Regions from separate parts of the Homo sapiens genome. Here region 2 is linked to region 1. A link is a loop called in an ENCODE intact Hi-C map of the cell type or tissue named here. Cell type or tissue: dorsolateral prefrontal cortex. All regions are shown on one strand. Links, peaks and the distances in the headings refer to the core of each region. The heading gives the core; the rest is flanking DNA.

Region 1 (6,584 bases), core at 2,142-4,641:
GGGTCTTTCTCATAGAAGATGGGCAGTGCCTCTTTTGTGAGAACATTTCTGGGCCAAGGATATCAAGAGACACGTTGGTACACATCAGCCTAAATACATTACCTTATTTCATCTAGAAGGCCACTTATGTACCACCAAGAAAGGGAACAAAACTGCCGATTAAACTCTGACATTCTGTCAATTGTGAGATAAATCCTGATTTCAATGATGTTAAAAGGTAATAAAATGGCTGGGCATGGTGGCTCATGCCTGTAATCCCAGCACTTTGGGAGGCCGAGATGGGCGGATCACCTGAGTTCAGGAGTTCGAAACCAGCCTGGCTAACATGGTGAAACCCTGCCTCTACTAAAAATACAAAAATTAGCCGGGCATAGTGACGGGCATCTGTAATCCCAGCTATTCAGGAGGCTGAGGGGGGAGAATCCCTTGAACCAGGGAGGCGGAGGTTGCAGTGAGACGAGATCACATGACTGTACTCCAGGCTCAGTGACAGAGCGAGACGCCAACTCAAAAAAAAGGTAATAAAATGTACATCTCAGAATGAGTGCAGTGTGCAAAGTGCCAGTGTTCCCACCTGTACTAGACTGGTTTTTTTTTGTTGTTTTCTGTTTTATTTATTTATTTATTTATTTTGAGACAGGGTCTTGCCCTGTCATCCAGGCTGAAGTGCAAAGGCATGATTATGGCTCACTGCAGCCTCAATGTTTGGGGCTCAAATGATCCTCCCACCTCAGCCCCTAGAGTGGCTGGGGCTACAGATATGCACCACCACACCCAGCTAATTTTTAAAATTTTTTTTTATAAAGACAGGGGTCTCTCTATGTTGCCCAGACTGGTCTCGAACTCCTGGGCTCAAGTGATCCTCCTGCCTCGGCTTCTCAAAGTGCTGGGATTATGGGCATGAGCCATCAAACCTGGCCCTGTACCAGATTCATTTTACATGCCGTTACAAATCCTGCACTTGCCTTGCTTTCTGGCCAGAACTCTAACAATGACTTGCTCTGTGGTAGCTACTCCAGGTTCCTCATGTCACGTAAGGGCATGACACCACAGCACCTGGCCTTGCACCAGCATCTCTGCTCCTATCCTCCTGCCATGTGGGTTTCCTGTTGCTATTGATATGAGAGACCCTGTGGACCATCTCAAATCCCATGGATGCACAGTGGCTTACCCTCCAGGTTGATGCTTGGCCATAGAGGCTGACACTTCTGTCTTGGGTTCTGGCTTTCTCCATGGCTGCTGGAGGAGTTGGGCGGCTCAACTCATAAGCTAAAAGGAGTTGACACCCTGAGGGGCAAACTTCGACCAATAGGAGATGGCAGCCTATAGATAAACGTATTCCCTTCCTTACCCCCTCCCCACCTGGGCCTCTTCCTGTGACTGCACAGAGTGTGGAGAGATGCAGTGGCTTACTCTGGCTTCTCAGAGACTCGCTTCCCCTATGCGAGCTCAGTTGCTTCTTCTAAGAGTGAGGAAGCAATTGTGCTTGCCTAAGTTGTGGTCAGGACCATCATGCATGCTCTTATGTTGACTCGTCCTCGTTGTTTGACTTGTTCCCCTTTTCCCTTCACTCATGCCTCCCTGGGATTCTATACTCTCATAAAGCTTTGCCTCAGGCTCTCTTTTCTAAGGAACCCAGGCTAAGACACCAACTCAACTGACACATTTTGTGGGAATGTGGTCATGTGCCAATGTAAATAGGGAAAAGAGAAGGGGTATGAAAAGAGAGGAGAGGTAGAAGCAGCATTCTGGAATTTTCCAAGATGTCAGTATCAGGACTTAATAATTTTTTACTCACAAAAGGCAGTTGATATAGAAGATCTCTTTATGCTCAGATATAACAGCTACTATTTGCCTTTAGAAGGAAGTAGATCCAACATCTGACTTCTTAGAGATTAATTATAATAATTACAATGAATGGTGATAATAGCTCCTTTGACCTAGCATTTCCACTTCTAAGAATTTATCCTAGAGATACTTCTGAATGTACACAAAGTTGTGTATACAAGATAATATTACATTGTTTGTCATAATGTTTGTAGTAACAAAAGAGTGGAACAGCCAGGCATGGTGGCACACATCTGTAGCCCCAGCTATTCAGAAGGCTGTGATGGAAGAGTCCCTTGAGCCCAGGAGTTCAAGGCTATGGTACACTATGATGTCACCTGTGAATAGCCACTGCACTCCAGCTTGAGTAACATAGTGAGGCCCCCATCTCTAAAAATAATAATAATAATAATAATAAATAGAAACAACCCAAATGTCAATCAGTAGGAGACAGTCTAAATGAATTATGATTCCAAGGCCATGAAACAGTATGTAGCCATTAAAAATAATGAGGTTGGCTGGGTGCGGTGGCTCACGCCTGTAATCCCAGCACTTTGGGAGGCCAAGGTGGGTAGATCGCCTGAGGTCAGGAGTTCGAGACCAGCCTGGCCAACGTGATGAAACCCAGTTTCTACTAAAATTACAAAAAATTAGCTGGGTGTGGTGTTGGGTGCCTGTAATCCCAGCTATTCAGGAGGCCAAGGCAGGAGAATCACTTGAACCTGGGAGGTGGAGGTTGCAGTGAGCCAAGATTGTGCCATTGCACTCTAGCCTGGGCAATGAGACCAAAACTCCATCTCAAAAAAAAAAAAAAAGAAAAAGAAAAAAAAAGATCTGTATATACCTTTCTATAATTCACAGACTATCTGGAATGATACGTAAGAAACTGCTAAGTAGTTACTCTGGAGAAGGGAACTGGGGACCTGTGGCCTGAGCGACAGAGGTGGGAGTGAGTCTTACTTTTCACTGTTTGTTTTGCTTCCAATTTTGAAATTTTATTTTATTGTATTTTATTTTTTGAGATAAAGTCTCATTCCTGACACGCAGGCTGGAGTGCAGTGGCACAATCTCGGCTCACTGCAACCTCCACCTCCCGGGTTCAAGCAATTCTCCTTCCTCAGCCTCCTGAGTTAGCTGGGATTACAGGTGTGCGCCACCATACCCAGCTAATTTTAGTATTTTTAGTAGAGCCAGGGTTTCGCCATGTTGGCCAGGCTGGTCTCGAACTCCTGACCTCAGGTGATCTGCCCGCCTCGGCCTCCCAAAGTGCTAGGATTACAGGTGTGAGCCACCATGCCTGGCCTGAAATTTTACTTCTATTTTTAATTTTTGTGGGTTCATAGTAGGTTTATATATTTATGGGGTACCTGAGATGTTTTGATACAGGCATGCAATGCGTAATAATCACATCATGGAAGATGGGGTATTCATCCCCTCAAAAGCCGTTGTGTTACAGACAATCCAATTATATACTCTTTTAGTTATTTATTATTATTTTCTAAAACTGAGACAGGCTCTCACTATGTTGCCCAGGCTGGTCTCATACTCCTGGGCTCAAGTGATACTCCTGCCTTGGCCTCCCAAAGTGCTGGGATTACAGGCGTGAGCCACTGCACCCAGCCCTCTTTTAGTTATTTTTAAATGTACAATTAAATTATTATTGATTGTAGACAATTTTTTAACCATATATATTATTACTGTAAACCAAAAATAAAATTCTAAGGCCCCCACCAACCATGTACATTCTTGGGTAGGGCTCTTTTAAAATTTAACCTGACGCCGGGTGCGGTGGCTCCTGCCTGAATCCCAGCACTTTGGGAGCCCAAGGCAGGTGGATCACCTGAGGCCAGAAGTTCGAGATCAGCCTGGCCAACATGGTGAAACCCCGTGTCTACTAAAAATACAAAAAATTAGCCAGGCGTTCTGGTGGGTGCCTGTAGTCCCAGCTACTCAGGAGACTAAGGCAGGATAGTCGCTTGAACCTGGGAGGTGGAGGCTGCAGTGAGCTGAGATTGCACCATTGCACTGCAGCCCAGGTGACAAAGCAAGACTTCATCTAAAAAAAAAAAAAAAAAAAAAAAAAAAATTTAACCTGAGAAACTGGTTCAGCCATGAAGGGAAGTGGTGTTCAGACATGCCTCATTATACCTTGCTGGCACTGACATCAACACAGACATGAAGTCTGATAAGAAACATTTTACAACGTATTCTCTCTGAAGGCTTCCTCTACAAATAAGAACTTTGGTCTCTGCAATCCTTTCCAGTCTCCAGAAAAGAAATCCAGGCCTTTTTTTTCTATTGATCCAAGATCTTTAGATAAACTCAACCAATTGTCAAGCAGATAATTTTTAAACCCACCTATAACCTGGAACCCATGCCCCGCTTCCAGTTGTCCCACCTTTCTGAACCGAACCAATGTATTTCTTAAATGTATTTGATTGAAGTCTCACGTCTCCCTAAAATGTATAAAACCAAGCTGCACCTTGACCACCTTGGGTACATGTTCTCAGGACCTCCCGAGGGCTGTGTCATGGGCCATGGTCACTTATATTTGGCTCAGAATAAGTTTCTTCAAATATGTTATAGAGTTTGACTGTTTTCGTCGACATTACCTAATTGCCTAATTTCTACTGAGTGCTCACGGGTGCTTATCTTACTCTGTGATGTGGGAACTATTATTATTCTCATTTTGCAAGGAGAAAACTGAGGTATAAGAGGTAAAGTGACTTGCTCAGGGTCACACAGCTGCAGCAGCTGAGCCAGGATTCATAACTAGATCCAGCTCCAAAATCTAAGGGGACCAACTCATCGTGGTTTGCATGAGACTTTCCTGGTTTTTGCAATGAAAGTCTCACATGCTGGGAAATCTTTAAAAACTGTCCCAATTTTAAAATTGAAAGGCTGGGTCCTTTCAATTTTACATGAAAGGCTGTATCCTTTCAATTTTACAACCTCTTTCAGTCCTAGGCAAACTGGGATGGTTAGTTATCCTACTGAAGTCCCATATCTCGGCCACTTTGCTCTGCTACCTCCCTTATGAACAAATGTGTTCTATCCGATTCAGCATTCACAGGTGCCTGTAAACATGGAACTTGTATAATAGCTGCATCTGTGGATTCCTTTTGAGGCCCCTCCCCAGGCTAAATCCTCCATCTCTCAGAAATGCCCTTTCCTGCTGGAGAGGGTCCCTGGGGCCGGTTTGCGCCAACCATAGGATCCCACTTTCCTCTTGTCCAATGGTTGGATGGGGAGAGGACATTTGATCTAGGTCATAAACTCAGTGGCCACAGTCAGATTCTCTTTCCCAGGAATATGGACGTGGGATTTCGGAGACTCCTACCCAAGTGTGCAGGACTTTTGAGGTCATGGCAACCCTGTGATTGAGGGTGCCATAGGGCCATGTGTAATGAACTAGGAAGTGGGCATACCAAGCAGAAGAATAAACTGCAGAAACAAACAGTAGAAAGCTGACAGGAGAAGACAAGAAGACTGGCTCTGAGGCCACGTGGCTTCCAGCCTTGGGGTTCTTGTTCCTTGTGCGCCTGGTTTCAATTCATGCCCTGGATGCTACAAAACCACCCTATACCTTCCCACCAAATCCCTCTTTTGTTCTGGTGCTATTCTGAGTGAGTTTCCATTCTTTGAAAATCAGCATTCCCCAAATAAGGAAAACATTACTATGAATTTTTTTAAAAAGCAATTTTGAAATATAAACTTTGCGTTTTGAAGGCTTGCAATCCAAAGCAGAGAATTCTAATATTGCCCAACCTAGAGGGCCACAGGACTAATAATGTTTGGTATTCTAATTCAGGGGGCACTTTTCTTCTTTTTAAAGTACATAGGTAGGCCGGGCGCGGTGGCTCATGCCTGTAATCCCAGTACTTTGGGAGTCTGAGGCAGGTGGATCACCTGAGGTCAGGAGTTCAAGACTAGTGTGGCCAACACAGTGAAAACCCGGCTCAACTAAAAATAAAAATAAAAAAAATTAGCTGGGCATCATGGCATGCTCCTGTAATCCCAGCTACTTAGGAGGCAGAGGCAGGAGAATCACTTGAACCCGGGAGGCAGAGGTCGTAGTGAGTCGAGATTGCGCCACTGTACTCCAGCCTGGGCAACAGAGCGAGACTCCATCTCAAAAAAAAAAAAAAAAAGTTAAAGAAAGAAAGTACATAGGTAATAGGTAACTACATTTTCATGTTCAAGGTCACAAACAATACAGAAAAGATAAAGACCTATTCCATACCTTCAGCAACCTCGTTCTTTCTCATCTACCCCAACGTACACATTATTACTGGTTTCATGGGGTGCAGATCATTTTTTGTACCTTTCTATTCATATGTGTATTTTTCTCATAAATTCTACCACACACTGCAGGCCCCAGTCTGCCAGTATGTAGTCCAAATGTAGCCCATAATGGGTTTTGGATTTTTATTTATTCTTATTTTATTTTTAGAGATGAGGATTCACTCTGTCACCCAGGCTGGAGTGCAGTGGTGCAATCATAGCTCACTGCAGCCTGCAACTCCTAAGCCCTCGCCTCAACCACCATCATATATAGTCCCAGCTATGGCAGCCACCAAGCCTGGCTCCATAATGGTTTTTTTTTTGACTCACATGGTATTTTCTTTCCTTCTTTCTTTCTTCTTTCTTTCCTTTCTTTCTTTTCTTTCTCTTTTCTTTCTTTTCTTTCTTTCGATGGAGTTTTGCTCTTGTTGCCCAGGCTGGAGTGCAATGGCGTGATCTGGGCTCACTGCAAC
Region 2 (6,161 bases), core at 2,352-4,851, 280 kb before region 1:
TCTTTTCTATAAATAAAAAAATTAGCCAGGTATGGTGGTGCACGTCTGTAATTCCAGCTACTTGGGAGGCTGAGGTAGGAGAATCGCTTGAACCTGGGAGGCAGAGGTTGCTGTGAGCCAAGAGCATGCCACTGCACTCCAGCCTGAGCGACAGAGCGATACTCCATCTCAAATAAATAAATAAATACAAACAAACTAACTAAACAACAACAACAAAAACCTCTTGAGGGCTAAAGTACTGCAGCCCAATTCTATAATGTTAGGCTTTCAGAGCCTGAAGGTTATCTGATGGTTAAGCCAAAATTGATTCTTGAGGAAAATGTTTGTTTTTGTTTTTGTTTTTGTTTCCAAATTTCCATTTTACCAGGAAGCCCCTGAACCAGACTAGGTTGAGGGAGACTCCCTTGAGGAAAAGCTTGCCCCTTCCATGGGAATGTCCTGCACCTCTCGGCGGCCTGTCTTTTGTTGGGCATGCGTCCTGGCAGGCTTGCCCACTTTCTGAAGCAAACATCAACCCGTGGCGCAGCTCAGCAAATCACCTGAGTTTACGTTTAACCTGCCAGAAAGAATGTCTGAGCTCCAGGTACTCAGTAGAGAGTGCCTTGACTGCGCTGCTGTGAGATACTCACAGGAAGCTCTGTTGGGGGAAATCACATTCAATGACTGCTTGAAGTGGATTTAGTTCACCCACTGACCCACTGGTGATTGTATGTACTAAGTCAGATCATGCAAGAATCCCATTTCCAAACCACATTATTTTGGCCCTGCAGCCTTGCTGTTTCTGAATTGGCTTCAGTTCCAAGTGGTGGGACTGCTCTCACGGACACTATGATAAACAGCCCCAGGAAGCCTCCTTGGGGCTCTCTCAGGACACAGCCCATCGAGTTCCAAGGGGTCCTCTCTGTGAACCTCCCCAGCAGCTGTCTGTACCGTCCCACGCAGCACACCAGCCGGCCCTCCCAAGGCAGTTTCTGTTAAGGCAAGGGCCTCATTATCTCTCTCATCTCCTCGTTCTCTCTTAGACTCAACTTCCTCATGAACTTCCTTTTTCATTTGCTTGTACTATATTTTTGTAAGTTGTCTCAAACCTTTTAGGGAGTGAAGTTGCATACTATTAAATCCACTAACAAATTAATGGTTTCATAGAAACTTTTTTGTATTGCAAATGGAAAATATATTTATCTTCCATTTATGTTTTTAAATTGTTGTAAAATAAATATACCATAAAATTTACCATTTTAACCATTTCTGTGTGTACAGTTCAGTGACATTAAGTACATTCACAGAAACTCTCTTAATTAACTTCTGTGCCATTAAGCTGCCAGGTGAACTGATGCTTCCCTTTTCCCCTGGCCAGGATGTCACCGATGCCCACAGCCTGCCACAGCTCGGGGCTGGTAGGCTCCTCTCGATTCCTGCACGTTTCTGCTTCTGACACTGCTTCTACCCGGAGAGTTGTGTATTTACCAAGAGTCAGTTGTGTGATTCTCAAACATACTTATGTAAGTTTTGTTTGTTATTATAGTCATGTAATTTAATTAGTTTAAACAGATGAAATATGAGTATCAAAAGAGAGTGGCTGTTTTTATGAAAATGCAGTTGACTTTCAATTTATGCATAGCAAGTTACGTTTCTGAGAGTTCTGTAACAAAGCAGCGAGACTTTTGGGAAAAACCTTCAGGATAGTCCCTGAAACACGAACAGAAAGAATATTACTTACTTGCCACCTCCAACATCACAGGATCGAGGGCGTCCTGACAGGGACTGAATCTGAGAAGAGACAATGAAAGCTGGGCTTACTCGCTGTAAAGCCAAATTCAAGTTTTTGAAAAGTGTCTTCGTAAGGACCTTGAGGCTCTAGTGGGCGCAAGTGAGAGCTTGCGTGTCGACAGAGTCCTCACACAGCAGCCTTTTAGGTTTTGGCATGACTTTTTTAAACTCAAACTTCCAGGCCTAAGGGAGGCATAATATTAATACATTTTCCTAATTTGATGCCTTATCAATTTACCTTCTGGATTAACATTAAAAGACCAATGTTTTACACATAGAGCTTTTTACGGAGTTTCACTCTTGTCATCCAGGCTGGAGTGGCAGTGGCACATCTCAGCTCACAGCAACCTCCGCTTCCTGGGTTCAAGCGATTCTCCTGCCTCAGCCTCCCGAGTAGCTGGGATCACAGGCATGCACCACCACACTCGGCTAATTTTTGTATTTTTAGTAGAGACGGGGTTTCACCATGTTGGCCAGGCTGGTCTCAAACTCCCGACCTCAGGTGATCCACCCGCCTCGGCCTCCCAAAGTGCTGGGATTACAGGCATGAGCCACTGGGTCTGGACGACATAGAGCTTTTAAATAAACATTTCTTTTCCAATTGGCTTGAGAGGAAATGAAATAAATAAAAGAAAAAAGCAGGGTGAAAAAAGAAATGAATGTCAGAAGAAACTAAGCTATTTCAACTAGAATATAAGCTCCAGACGGACAGGAATGAGTATTACAAATCCACAAGAACCAAGGGAGATGAACATCTCTTTCCAGAGACCAGTCCCTGGTACTCAGGGAGGAGGGCACACCACTGCCCTCTTTGGTGGAGAAGACATAGTTATCCTCTGATAAAAGCCTCCACAACCACATGTGCCTCTCACAGCCAAAAGACAGTGTGGTTGCTTCTCCTGTGTTTAAATATGTAAATTTTAAATCATATCTCTTTTTTACTTCCCAAATGATTAAACATCAAATACATCTTGCTTTTACAAAAAGCCTTTTAAGACAACTAATGCTAATGGTGACTCTGGTAGACTTGGCAGAAGAAAATGGAACTGGGCCAAAGGGATCCTAAACAGGTGGGGATAGTTAAGTACACAGGCAATACAAACAATTGCAATAGAGCATCCTTAAGGGCTGGAACAGATTAACTGTTTTCTTTCAAAGTCAACACAGCTTCCCTCTGGGAAGAAAGGCCAAGGCAAGTACCGTGGGACCTCCCCTTTCTTCCACAGTGGGTGAGGTTTAGAGAGCCGAGGTGGAGGTCAGCTAGCACAATTTTAGATACAAATTCTCAAAGGCGCATGGAAATCATAGTAAAACAGATGACTTGTCTACTGACTCTTGGAGGACTCAGGTCAAATGCCCTTGAGTTAAAAAGAGCTATCTGGTATACCAGTAATTCTGGACAGAAGCTGGAGACTGGTATAAAGTGCTGGCTAAAAAAACAGAAAAATCTGCCTATGACTTACAACCAGGTTTCAGAGCTTTTAGCAAAACAAATAAGATATGGAGGACTTAGCAGGGTTTTTTTTTTTTTTTTAAATAAGTCAATTCATATGAAAATTAGTAAGCCAAGAGATCAATGTGCTAATTCATTGACACAAGCGCGATAATTTTTACTTGAAACGTCCTTCCCTTGTATATTCTTATCTCTGTTCTCAGACAAATCTTCTCCTTTTCCCCCAGTTCCTCTTGCTTTCACCTCTGCAGGATTTTTCAATGACCTCTAAGTACAAACATTCAGTGACAACAAACATAGCTGAGTACTGTTCACCCACCTCCTTGGTCTCCCACAGTTGTTTTGGCAGTGGCTTCGGAACATTTAACAGATTCTCTTCTTTCAATGGGCCAGGGAAAGATGCTACTAAAGGGAAAAAAAAAGCAGCACAGTCATTGCATGAGAAGGCAGGAATCCAGGCCGGGCACGGTGGCTCACGCCTATAATCCTAGCACTTTATGGGGCTGAGGCAGGAGGATCGCTTGAGCCCAGGAGTTTGAGACAAGCCTGGGCAACATAGTGAGACCCCCGTCTCTACAAAAAATTTAAAAATTAGCTGGGTGTGGCGGCTCACACCTGTAGTCCCAACTACTTGGGAGGCTGAGGTGGGAGGTCTCCTTGAGCCTGAGAGGCTGAGGCTGCACTGAGTCATGACGGTGCCACTGCACTCCAGGCTGGGCAACAGAACAAGACCCTGTCCCAAAAAAACAAAGACAACAACAAAAAGAGAAAGCATCCATCCTACCTACCTTTGGCTGAACAAATTATCTTTGTAAAAACTGATTTAACAAATAAAATGTTTGACTTATTTAACACACAAAAATGACTCATTTATGGACTGTCTACTAGGGAAGCCACTTTGGGCACTACTGTGGGAGTTGCAGAAATGAGTAAGACATGGATTCAACCTTTCACGAATGTGTAATCTAGTCAGTGGATAAGGGCAACACATAAATAACGATCACTGAAGGAAAAAACGAGTGGAAGCCCGAGAGAGCCGAGGGTATGATGCTGCTGAGAGATGAAGTGCAGAAGAGGAAGAGGCCAGGAGGGCTTTGGAGCTGGGCACTGGGGGGAGCCCTTTAGAGACACAGGAGAAGGGAATTCCAAGAGAGGGGAAGGTAAGAGTGGAGCAACTCTTTTCAACTGGAGTGTAGGCTGAGTCAAGGGGATGGTAGGAAGTAAAATGTAGACAATTGAGGCCAGGGCAGGGGGGCTCTGCAGGCTTGGCAAAGGAGAGAATGGAAGAAGAGGGATGAGGAGAGAACCTGCAACAACGATGAAATGGGGAAAGTATTGAGAAGAGGAGTATTAGCTGGAAGACATGGTGGCAGTGAAGCTCCTTGGTTGTGGGATGGAAATGGGGGACAAAGAGGAACCAACAACCAAGAGGATCTGAGGCTGGGCAGCTGCCGGGACGGCTGTTGGCTCTTTAATGCTATGAAACAACCTGTATAAAGGGACCATTCCAGGGCTTTCTGCTTTAACTCTCTCAGTCGTGCCAGGTAAAACAAGAATGCTGGGTCACAGAACAAGTAAATACTTTTTATTCTCAGAAAGAGACCAGAAAACAAGGGCCAGCCCTCAGGAGTTAAGTGATCTGATGTCAGGAAGGGGATTCCAAGTTAGGGACACCAGTGACTACTCAGAACCAGGAATGCTGTTGAGTTCCAGTGGCCACAGAAGCTCCAGTGTGACTGTCATGACTATCCTGTCTTAGCCCCACACAAGATGGCCGGGTACCCAAGAATAATGGACCCCAGAAAGAAGTCACATGACACAGGGCCCAAACTTTCCTAGTAAATTTTGAGAAAAGACTTTGAAACAAAAACTCTAAAATAAGTTTATCTTGTATTTAATAAAACTGATGATATAAATGCAGTTGTGGACTTCTAGAATGAATTAAGTATGGGTAGCGGTCTAACTTATTTGACAGCACGGTAAGGGGAGGATACAATGCTCTTCAGGCAACCTGTCCAGTACCACCAGGGCAGCAGTCATTTCTGCTAAACCAGGCCATGCTTTGTCAGTGTTCCCAGGTGTCTCTCTTAATCCTGATATTTACATCACTCTCTTTTGAAGAGCGTATTTTGTCAACATCCTTGTTGATTCTCTTTTCTTCAAATGTTACCTGACTTAATCATTAATATAATGATAATCATTGAGACCAGCCTGGACAATGCGGCAAAATTCCATCTCTACTAAAAATACAAAAAAAAAAATTAGCTGGGTGTGGTGGTGGGTGCCTGTAGTCCCAGCTACTCGGGAGGCTGAGGCAGGAGAATCGCTTGAACCCAGGAGGCGGAGGTTTGCAGTGAGCCGAGGTCACACCACTGCACTCCAGCCTGGCGACAGAGCGAGACTCCGTCTCCAAAAAAAAAATAAAAATAAAAATAAATAAAAATAAATAAAAATTGCCCTGAAAGGTACTGTCAAATGCTGGGAAAAGTTTGAAGGACTGAGTAAGGTGTCATCACACACAGCTCAAGGCTACTTCTCACAAGAGGTTGGTTATAAGAACATGGTTGGGGCAGACTCCAGTGCCTTAATGGGGACTGTTTTCTTAGAGTTCATTGTTTTTAGTCCCTTTTCATATCCAAGATTTGTTGGGAATTCTTCGAAGCACTGAAGGAATGCAGTCAACCTTGAAGCCATTTATTAATTTCTGTTCTAGTGGATTAGATGTTTATTGATGTTTTACCTTTTTGTGATTTTATTCATGGCCTAAAAGGGCTTGCCCAGAAAAGGAGCTGCAGGATGATGACAGAGAGCTGTGCGTCTTGCAAGATGCTCCTCATTCATCATGTCCCCCCTAGGGTCTCACCTCTGTGACATATAAACCTAATTTAGTTGTTTATTTTTAGATTATAAAAATTAAATTCCAGATTATAAAGATTTA

The links. Hi-C counts contacts between places; a loop is a spot of excess contacts. Peaks named below come from ENCODE experiments on the same cell type or tissue, not always from the same donor. Only the 100,000 strongest peaks of a DNase experiment are listed, where the experiment ranks them.
Region 2: a loop joins it to region 1, with 2.3 times the contacts of the local background. A loop is called at or near these places in 27 of 110 quality-filtered maps.

What each region holds. Positions count from the first base shown.
Region 1 is chr15:90,331,877-90,338,460 of GRCh38, reverse strand. No RefSeq gene overlaps it. Among named protein-coding and RNA genes, the nearest start is that of ZNF774, 17 kb to the left of the region's middle. In dorsolateral prefrontal cortex, for the core only: no CTCF peak of the experiment used is centred there; no DNase peak of the experiment used is centred there.
Region 2 is chr15:90,615,350-90,621,510 of GRCh38, reverse strand. It overlaps CRTC3 (CREB regulated transcription coactivator 3), which reads right to left. Exons shown (of 15, transcript NM_022769.5): 8 at 3,543-3,628; 9 at 1,721-1,770. CRTC3-AS1 (CRTC3 antisense RNA 1) reads left to right here. Exons shown (of 4, transcript NR_120372.1): 4 at 1,358-1,502. Among named protein-coding and RNA genes, the nearest start is that of LINC01585, 42 kb to the left of the region's middle. RefSeq lists an enhancer at 656-705. In dorsolateral prefrontal cortex, for the core only: no CTCF peak of the experiment used is centred there; a DNase peak (open chromatin) is centred at 3,638; H3K27ac peaks cover 2,500 bases.